Linked DNA regions of Homo sapiens: region 1 is linked to region 2. The links are chromatin loops, found by intact Hi-C in ENCODE. Cell type or tissue: CD4-positive, alpha-beta T cell. All regions are shown on one strand. Each heading gives the region's core, and the rest is flanking DNA. Links, peaks and the distances in the headings are about the cores only.

Evidence for each region. A loop is a pair of places that touch in the nucleus more often than their neighbours do. Peaks named below come from ENCODE experiments on the same cell type or tissue, not always from the same donor. Only the 100,000 strongest peaks of a DNase experiment are listed, where the experiment ranks them.
Region 1: it touches region 2 in a loop (26-fold over the local background); 2 of 110 quality-filtered maps call a loop at or near these places.

The regions. Positions count from the first base shown.
Region 1 is chr11:102,939,075-102,944,463 of GRCh38, reverse strand. It overlaps MMP13 (matrix metallopeptidase 13), which reads left to right. Exons shown (of 10, transcript NM_002427.4): 10 at 98-1,469. The coding sequence ends at 198. Among named protein-coding and RNA genes, the nearest start is that of MMP13, 14 kb to the left of the region's middle. In CD4-positive, alpha-beta T cell, for the core only: a CTCF peak has its summit at 3,292 (motif pointing right); a DNase peak (open chromatin) is centred at 3,283.
Region 2 is chr11:102,339,672-102,345,060 of GRCh38, reverse strand. No RefSeq gene overlaps it. Among named protein-coding and RNA genes, the nearest start is that of BIRC2, 4.8 kb to the left of the region's middle. In CD4-positive, alpha-beta T cell, for the core only: CTCF peaks have their summits at 2,922 and 3,123 (motif pointing left); a DNase peak (open chromatin) is centred at 3,100.

The sequences.
Region 1 (5,389 bases), core at 293-5,292, 600 kb before region 2:
TACAAATGGGATCTAAGAGATTGAACCATTAATATTAACTGGATTAAAACCTTATTATTTTCAAACTCTGAAATTGTCTTTATGCTTTTTCTTATAGGTTATATCTATTTTTTCAACGGACCCATACAGTTTGAATACAGCATCTGGAGTAACCGTATTGTTCGCGTCATGCCAGCAAATTCCATTTTGTGGTGTTAAGTGTCTTTTTAAAAATTGTTATTTAAATCCTGAAGAGCATTTGGGGTAATACTTCCAGAAGTGCGGGGTAGGGGAAGAAGAGCTATCAGGAGAAAGCTTGGTTCTGTGAACAAGCTTCAGTAAGTTATCTTTGAATATGTAGTATCTATATGACTATGCGTGGCTGGAACCACATTGAAGAATGTTAGAGTAATGAAATGGAGGATCTCTAAAGAGCATCTGATTCTTGTTGCTGTACAAAAGCAATGGTTGATGATACTTCCCACACCACAAATGGGACACATGGTCTGTCAATGAGAGCATAATTTAAAAATATATTTATAAGGAAATTTTACAAGGGCATAAAGTAAATACATGCATATAATGAATAAATCATTCTTACTAAAAAGTATAAAATAGTATGAAAATGGAAATTTGGGAGAGCCATACATAAAAGAAATAAACCAAAGGAAAATGTCTGTAATAATAGACTGTAACTTCCAAATAAATAATTTTCATTTTGCACTGAGGATATTCAGATGTATGTGCCCTTCTTCACACAGACACTAACGAAATATCAAAGTCATTAAAGACAGGAGACAAAAGAGCAGTGGTAAGAATAGTAGATGTGGCCTTTGAATTCTGTTTAATTTTCACTTTTGGCAATGACTCAAAGTCTGCTCTCATATAAGACAAATATTCCTTTGCATATTATAAAGGATAAAGAAGGATGATGTCTTTTTATTAAAATATTTCAGGTTCTTCAGAAGTCACACATTACAAAGTTAAAATTGTTATCAAAATAGTCTAAGGCCATGGCATCCCTTTTTCATAAATTATTTGATTATTTAAGACTAAAAGTTGCATTTTAACCCTATTTTACCTAGCTAATTATTTAATTGTCCAGTTTGTCTTGGATATATAGGCTATTTTCTAAAGACTTGTATAGCATGAAATAAAATATATCTTATAAAGTGGAAGTATGTATATTAAAAAAGAGACATCCAAATTTTTTTTTAAAGCAGTCTACTAGATTGTGATCCCTTGAGATATGGAAGGATGCCTTTTTTTCTCTGCATTTAAAAAAATCCCCCAGCACTTCCCACAGTGCCTATTGATACTTGGGGAGGGTGCTTGGCACTTATTGAATATATGATCGGCCATCAAGGGAAGAACTATTGTGCTCAGAGACACTGTTGATAAAAACTCAGGCAAAGAAAATGAAATGCATATTTGCAAAGTGTATTAGGAAGTGTTTATGTTGTTTATAATAAAAATATATTTTCAACAGACAATTGCTATATGGTACATTGTCTTTAGGTATAATTTCAATCTTTCCTCACCCAAAGAGGGTTCATTGCCAATATTTTTATTTTTGGAGACAGAGTCTCTCTCAGTTGCCCAGGCTTGAATGCAGTGGTGTGATTCCAGCTCACTGCAACCTCCACTTCCCGAGTTCAGGCAATTCTCCTGCCTCAGCCTCCCAAGTAGCTGGGATTACAGGTGAGCGCCACCATGCCCGGCTAGTTTTTGTATTTTTAATAGAGATGGGGTTTCACCATATTGGCCAGGTAGTCTTGAATTCCTGATCTCAGGTGATCTGCCTGCCTCAGCTTCCCAAAGTCCTGGGATTACAGGTGTGGGCCACTGCACTGGACCCTTCTTTTTTTTTCTTTTTAAGAAAAGATGTTTAGGCCAGGTTCAGTGGCTCATGTTTGCACTCCCAGCACTTTGGGAGACCAATTGTTTGGGCCCAGGATTTCAAGATCAGCCTGGGCACCATGGTGAAACACAGTCTCTACAAAAACAAAACAAAACAAAACAAAAAAAAAACAAATTAGCTGGGGGTGGTGGTATGTGCCTGTAGTCTCAGCTACTAGGGAGGCTAAGGTGGGAGGACTACACGAGGCAGGGAGAGGTCAAGGCTGCAGTGAAATGTGATCACACCACTGCACTCCAGCCTGGGTGACAGAGCAAGACCTAGTCGAAGAAGAAGGAGAAGGAGAAGAAGCCAGGTCCCAGCTACTCAGTAGGCTGAGGCAAGAGGATCACCTGAGCCCAGGAGGTTGAGGCTGCAGTTAGCTATGCTTACACCACTGCACTCCATCCTGGGTGATAGAGTGAGACCCCGTCTCAAAAAATAAACAAACAAAAATAGAAAAGATGTTTCACTTGATTTCAGAAACATTTTCCCTATGTTTAACCATTTTCTTTCATGATACTTCTCTCTCATGGATAGACAGACAGACAGACAGATATACATAAAGATATATAGATATAAAGATATACATAAAGGTATATAGAAAATATATATAGTCAAGATTGTTTCCTGACTTCCACCTTTACTCCAGTCTCAATTCAAAATTCCAAATCCAATTGGTGTTACCTTGATGAGTGTCCTTCCACAGTAACCAAAGCATCGAATTCAAATTATAGCAAATGTCTATTTGGAGTTTACCACTGGTGATAGGGGTAGCATTAAAGAGAGCTGATTATGAACTGAGCAGATGGTCCTAATAGAATCTTCTATGAAATAGGTTACAGGTAAAATACAGATAGCCAGTTTGTATAGATATTCACGAATGGGGTTGAGAAGACCAAATGAATGTTTTATGAGAAGTAATATTATATTCACAAATTAAAGTGAGAGTGCATTTACCTAGAGCTAATGTACTAGGCAAATGCACTGCCTTAAAATTGAATTGTAGCTAGTAATGGCCTCTTCATCAGATAATAAGGGTAAAAGGTTTGAAAAACTCCTCAAAGTGAACCAATAGCATACTTGTATTTGGAATAGGAGAAACTGACAAGATCTTATATTGGTGTAACAAATTTTGCTCTTGGAATTATCCTGGGAGAACTTTTGTATTAAAGCAAAAATATTGTCCTGGATTTCCATATCCTCATGTCAGAATAAAAACACGAAAACATATATAACAGAAAGATAGCCACCATAAAAGCTACCAAGTTTAACTCACTTCCCGTTTAGAAAAAAAAGTGCAGCTCTCTGCACGCACAGTTTTCTCGGAGCCAACAGGAGTGGATTAAGCCCTGGTCACAGAAAATACCTTGATTTACGGATTCATCACGACGCTGTGAGATTTACAATACTTCCACTAGGTGGCACCAGCAACACCCTTTTTAAAAAGGTTGAACTGGTCAGAGAATTCAATTAAGTCACAAAACCAGTGCTTTGTTCTTTAACATAAGGTTGAGGAACTTAGCCACATCGCTGATTGTTTAACTCCTGACTTTACATTACTGACTTTCAAGTAAGATTTAATAGCTATGGAATTCAAGAACAGCTTGCTCCAGGTTTCTTAGTTTTTGTATATGAGTTCCCCTCACTGATCTCTCAGAGGTGAGTCGGAATTCTGTGTCATCCTGACTTGGTGGCTTGATGAAGCCACCAAGACCTGAAGCATGCACCCCTTAGAGCTAGGGCTTGTGAGTCATCTCAGGCCCCTGGGTGACAGACTCCAACGTGAACTACAAAATGCACAATCTACACAACCAATAGAATCAGCACTCCAAAGAGAAAACAAACCAGCACTGTTCTGGCACCAAGAGGGAGGAAAACCCAAACTACCAGGCATGATAAATTTTGTTTTCTAAATAAAAAAGTGGGCCGGGCACGGTGGCTCACGCGTGTAATCCCAGCACTTCTGGAGGCTGAGACAGGTGGATCACCTGAGGTCAGGAGTTGGAGACCAGCCTGACCAACATGGTGAAACCCCGTCTCTACTAAAAATACAAAAATTAGCCAGGCGTGGTGGCGGGCACCTGTAATCCCAGCTACTTGGGAGGCTGAGGCAGGAGAATCGCTTGAATCCGGGAGGTTGAGATTACCAACCAAAAAAGTGAACAATTGCTTATTACCTGAGGACAATGGCGAGTTTAGAGGAAGAAAGGCTTTACAGTTTCCGAAGTTTCTTTCTCACATGGTTTAGTTTTTCTAATTTTTTGGACTTTTATCTGCCTGGTATATTGAAGTATGCGAAATGCTGATTTAAGACTCCTTGATTTTGTTCTACCTCACTGCTTACAAGACACTCAGATTGAACTGCAGCTAATAATGATCTCTGGAAAATAAAAAATGTGCTGAGTTTATAGCAACAGCATGGCCATTTTTGTAAGAGTTTATCATGATGTCTTAATTGACCTGAATTGCCAAAACTGCCAGAGGTGTGTGAACCAGAGCAACTCCATCTTAAATAGGAGCTGGGTAAAACAACGCTGAAATCTACTGGGCTGCATTCCCAGACCGTTAAGGTCTTCTACGTCACAGGATGAGATAGGAGGTCGGCACAAAATACAGGTCATAAAGACCTTGCTGATAAAACAGATTGCAGTAAAGGAGCTGGCTAAAACCCACCAAAACCAAAATGGCGATGAGAGTGACCTCTGGTCATCCTCACTGCTACACTCCCACCAGCGCCGTGACAGTTTACAAATGCCATGGCAACATCAGGAAGTTACCCTATGTGGTCTAAAAAGGGGAGGCATGAATAATCCACCCCTTGTTTAGCATATCAGCAAGAAATAACCATATAAATGGGCAACCAGAAGCCCTTGGGACTGCTCTATGGAGTAGCCATTCTTTTATTCCTTTACTTTCTTAATAAACTTGCTTTTACTTTGCACTGCAGACTCACCCTGAATTCTTTCTTGCGTGAGATCCAAGGACCCTCTCTTGGGGTCTGGATCGGGACCCCTTTCCTGTAACAAAACTATACCCTAAAATTAGGTTCTGTGAGAAGGAAAATTTCTCTTTCATACATGAGCCCGAATAGGTAAAATTCTATTGCATAAATGCTATCTGAGTTGTACACACATGGAGAAACACATACAAGTATATGCAAAATTCATTGTAACCCACTCTAGAATTACTCATTCAATAACGTCATCACACATCAACTGGGCAAGGAACAATTGTACGTACACGATATTGAGAGAATTCTGTCTCTTAAATTTTGATTGCAATGAAACTGGACTTACTATCCAAATCCACCTGTTATGCCTTACAGTTTTTTATAAGTGAAGATAGTGACACTCTTTTTTCATAATTTATGCAGGATTAAAGGACATTGCACAAGCATCCTTATCTGTGTTCCATCTTTTGTGCTTATCTGTGTCCCATCTCTTGCGCCAAAAATATGTAAAATTAGCAACTAAAAAGGTTTATTTATTTTTTGTTTACTTGTTTTAAAAT
Region 2 (5,389 bases), core at 61-5,060:
GGTGAGTTGTAATCCACTGTAGCTATTACCACTATTAGTGCTCAAGTTGTTTATTTTAGGCCGGTGAGAGTTTACTCAGGTTGGCTCCTGAGTCTTTCTGATACTTTCCTAGTAGTCTTTGCTTTCCAGGCTCATTTTGTGTATTTCTTACTCCATACCCATAATAAGCCATTACTCCTAAGTGCCCTGGATCCTTTAGTGGGAAATGATATTTAAAGAGCATAATCTGGATGTCTCCTTTAAGCTGGCGCTGCAAGGAACAACAAAGAAACAAACAAAAAATGTTTGTCGTGTTGTTAATGAGTTTGATTGTTTCTATACCTGTTCAATGGACAGAGCTGGTTAGTATGGGTTTGTTTTGATTTGGTTTTTGTCTTTTAAATCAAATATATTATGAACTCATTGATACTTCCGATTCAAATTCAGGAAGTCAAGGTTTTATTTAACCTCTTTGATTACACATCTGTAACTCCCTTTATTTTGAAAATCCTTGGTCTCCCCTCTACTTTTTCCTTCCTGCCCTATAAGTAATGACTTAAACACTTTTTATGATTCATTTTTTCATTTTAAAAATGTAATTATGCATGTTTATACCTACCCTTTTCTTAGATAAACAGTAGTAGCACATTTTCTCCACCTTTTTTCACTTTATAATAAATTCTAGAGATTGTATAATACTAACATATAGAGCTATTCCTCATTTCTATATAGTACTCCATTGTGTAGATGTGCCATAATATATTCAACTTGAACAATGTAATTCAGAAAGCAGCCAAAAACTGTTAGGGCCGTGTCAAAGACTAAGGAGCCAGCCTGAATAAGCTCCCCAGCCATAGATAAAATTAGTACCATAATATATTCAGCTACTTCCCTATGGATGGACATCTGGGTGGTTTCCAGCCTTTTGCTATTACAAATAGTGCTGTAATGAATAATCATGGGAACACATCTTATTTTAGGATATATTCCCAGAAGTTAGTTCAAATGGTAAATCCATACATAAATTTGCCTAATATGGCCACATACCCATCCATGAGTATGTTGGCATTTTGCAATCCAATCAGCAATGTATGTGAGTGCCTGTTTTTCCCACAGCTTCATCCGTGGAGTAAGTTGTCAGACATTTGGATTGTTGCCAACCTGTTAAATAATAAATAGTATTTCAGTTCAGTTACCATTTTTTATTGCTATATTATGAATGGGATTGAAAAACTTTTCCTATGCATCAATTGTATATGTAATGTTTTATTTATTTTTTAAGTTAGGTGAGTATAAAAGAATGTTAGGATTGGTTGTGAGGTATTGTTAAAGAAAAAAAAATTCTGACGTTTGTTAAAATGGTAAGGAAGACTTTATTCAGGACTGTGCAATCAAAACATTGTAATAGGGAAGCAAGATTGGGCTCAACTGGGAATACAGCAAGGACAGCTGGGGTATTTATAACCAACAGGTAGAGTAAGGAGGGTCAGTGGATAGAAAAGTACTAAAAGGAGACATCAGGGGTGGTAGGATTCTTGCTGAAGGCAGGCTAAGGGCTTATACTTCAGAAGTGGAGAATGAGGAACTTGATCAGATACCCAGAGTGGCGGGATCCTCACTAAACTGACAGGATTCTTATTAAGACTGAGGTAGGCCGACAATTACAGGTGGGGTAGGGCCCAAAGTCAAGGCCTAGTCAAGAAGAGGGCTCAGAAGAGGCTCAGAAGTTTGGTCAAAGAGATAGTCTTTGTCAGTATGTACACAAATGACATGCATATATTCCTGAATTTTTGAATTTTTTAAAAAATTCAAATAGGACATTAAGAACTTACAAATTTGGGTCACATCAGAACTTCCCTTTCCAACTTTTAGTCACTTGCAGGCATCCCAAGCATTATGTTTTCATCTGTTTAAAAAAAAAAAGTCACTTTATATTTCTGTGGTAAGACTTTGGGTTTTAATTTTCATAAAACCCTTCATTAGGGTTTTGGAACTAGAGAGGATCCAATAGCTCCCTTGATTTAATCAGTTTATTTTGTATATGAGCACTCAGCCAAGGTAATTGCTAAAAAGATTTTTATAGATAATATTGAGACTCTTAAAATCCAAGACAGCTTTAAAATGTTGGCATCTGTATCAAAAGTCAGGTTTTAAAAATTTACAGAAATATTATTTAAAGGCTTAATTAGTAAACCTTAATAATTTAATGTAAATTAGAATTTCAGCAACTCCAGTTTCAAAAATCAATGAATTAAAAGTTAGGAAAATAAAGGTGTTAAAGACGGCCTGAGTATATTGGGCGCATATTGTTTGCTTCTTCACGTCAGTCTGGGACCATTAGCTCAAAACTTACCTTATCTAAGCTCAAAATTTTATCCATGTAATTGCTCAAATGTAGCTCCGATGGGCCGGGTGCAGTGGCTTACGCCTGTAATCACGGCACTTTGGGAGGCCAAGGCAGGCAGATTGCCTGAGGTCAGGAGTTTGAGACCAGCCTGGCCAACATGGTGAAACCCCATCTCTACTAAAAATTACAAAAATTATCCGGGCATGGTGGTGCATGCCTGTAGTCCCAGCTACTTGGGAGGCTGAGGCAGGAGAATCTCTTCAACCCAGGAGGTGGAGGTTGCAGTGAGACATTGCACTCCAGCCTGGGATACAGAGCAACACTCCATCTCAAAGAAAAAAAAAAGTATATATATATATATATATATATATATATATATATATATATATACATACACACACACACACACACACACACACACACACATAGCTCAGATGGCCATGTTTTTAGCCATTTAGAGTCTGCCTGCTAGCCAAAGATAAAACCGTACCTGGCATCTGTTAACCAAAGATAAGACAAAGCATAGAGCTATAAAAGACCCCAAACCTCTGCTGCCCTTCCAAGTTCTCTAACTCAGAGACTCCCTATCTTATCTTGTAGCTGTACAACATCCTAGACAGATAAACCCCATTTCTGCTTCTCCCCTACCCCAGGAGTAGTTCCCTTGCCTTCTTCCCCTTCTGCATGGTGGCCATACACCTCTGCCTCTGGAAGGTGTCCAGCTGTGAGGGATGTCCTCCTTACATGCAGTCTGTCAAGCACCACCCAAATAAAGCTTGTTGCATGCTACTGCCACCTTGTGGTCACATCTCTTCTTTGATCAGCCCCAAAATCCTTGAACTCAGAAAAACCTTATGTTTAGGAGAAAATAGTCACAAGAAATACTGACAAACACAAGGCAGAGAGGACCTTGTTCTTCCTGTACATATTTCCTGTCAAGGAAGGAAAAAAGAATTCTAGGATCCCAAAAGCCGATGGAAGTCCAGGAAAAGCCTTTCCTATGGATTTCCAGAAGGCAATCATGCAAGGGACTAAGCCCACAGAGGCACAGAGATGTTAAATAATTGCCCAAGCTTACTCTGCTGTGATTGGAATCCGAAGACTGAACTTTCAATTCCTGTGCTACTGCCTCTCCTAAATTACAGTGTCTCAAATCAGATAATGAATATAGACACTTAGTACATTTGAGTTCCATAAATATCAAGCTGGGCGTGGTGGCTCACGCCTGTAATCCCGGCACTTTGGGAGGCTGAGGTGGGTGGATCACTGGAAGCCAGGATTTCAAGACCAGCCTGGCCAACATGACGAAACCCCGTCTCTACTAAAAATACAAAAACCAGGTGTGGTGATGCACACCTGTAATCCCAGCAACTTGGGAGGCTGAGGCATGAGAATTACTTGAGCCTGGGAGTCGGAGGTTGCAGTGAGCTGAGATCACACCATTGCACTCCAGCCTGGGCAACAGAGTTAGACTCTGTCTCAAAAACAAGAACAAAACAAAATACCAAAAGTAAATAAATGTCAGTTAATTGTTGTTATTAAGATTCTAATGCCTATATCTGTACCTTATGCTCTTTCCAGAGTTGAAATGCCATGCCTCCTCATCAGAAATCAGTTCCAATTCCCATCTCCTACATGAATCCTTTTAAACTAGGGTGATCTTTCCTCTCTAAAGATTCCTTTTGATATCTAAAGGCAGAATTTGGCCCATGATCTACTTTATCAATTATTCTGCCTTAGTACTTTATCAGCAGTGGTATTTAAAGAGGAAGAAATCTCTCACATTCCATGTTCACTCACAGGAAGCCATTCATTCATTCATTTACTCAATAAGGGTCTTTTCTGTCAGGCCCTGTGCTCAGTGCTACACATATAATGGTGAACAGAAAACATGATTATTGTCCTCGTGGAAAATTTGACAACAGACTATGGCATTAAAAACTGTAAATATAAATTGTGTTAAGTGTTATGAAGAAAAAGAACAAAGGGTCTACTAAAGAGACTATCAAAGGGATATAATCTAGATGGGAGAAGTCAGAGAAAGACAGTCTGAGAAAGTAACATGGAGGCTGACACCTGAAGAATGAGTAGGAATTTGCCAGGGAAAGAGTGAATGAAAGAAGATTCCAGTCAAAGACCCTGAAGCAAAAGAGAGTTTGACATATTTAGAAACTGATGAAAACCAAGGTGGCTGAAAGACAGTGAGCAATGGGTAGAGTGGCAGAAAATAAAGTTGAAGACTATCAAGGGACATGTTGACCTGAGGAGGAGCAGGAATATTGTGCAACTTGAAAAAATACCTGTTATTTGCACAGTACAAACTCTGCAAATGAGACCTTGCCTAAATCTTGACTCAAGATTTAGAAGTGGGCATGGTTTTTTTTGTTTTGTTTTGTTTTGTTTTTTGAGCTGGAGTTTCACCCTTGTTGCCCAGGCTGGAGTGCAATGGCGTGATCTCGGCTCACCGTAACATCTGCCTCCTGGGTTCAAGCAATTCTCCTGCCTCAGCCTCCCCAGTAGCTGGGATTACAGGCATGTGCCACCACACCCAGCCAATTTTTTGTATTTTTAGTAGAGACGGGGTTTCTCCATGTTGATCAGGCTGGTCTTGAACTCCCGACCTCAGGTGATCCGCCCACCTTGGTCTCCCAAAGTTCTGGGATTACAGGCATGAGTCACCACGTCCGACCAGGAGTGGGTGTAGTTTTTAAGAGATTGAGTAATACTGACCCACTGATCCTTTTTGTTTCAAGCGTACTTGTATTGCTTTTAAAATAGTGAATCTCTTAAACATCACATCTGTTTTGCCTGGAATTTTCTTTCTTTTTAATTATTTATTAAGACATGGTCTTACTATGTTGCCCAGACTGGTCTTGAGCTCCTAGACTCAAACGATCCACCTGCCTTGGCCTCCTAAAGTTCTGGGATTACAGGTGTGAACCACTGCATCTGGTCTTGAATTTTCTTAGTAACATACATAGTGTCTACTATGATGTGCAAGACAACAAAAGGAGGTGACATCTTCTCCAATAGGAGCTGAATATGGTTCAATCACATTGCCTG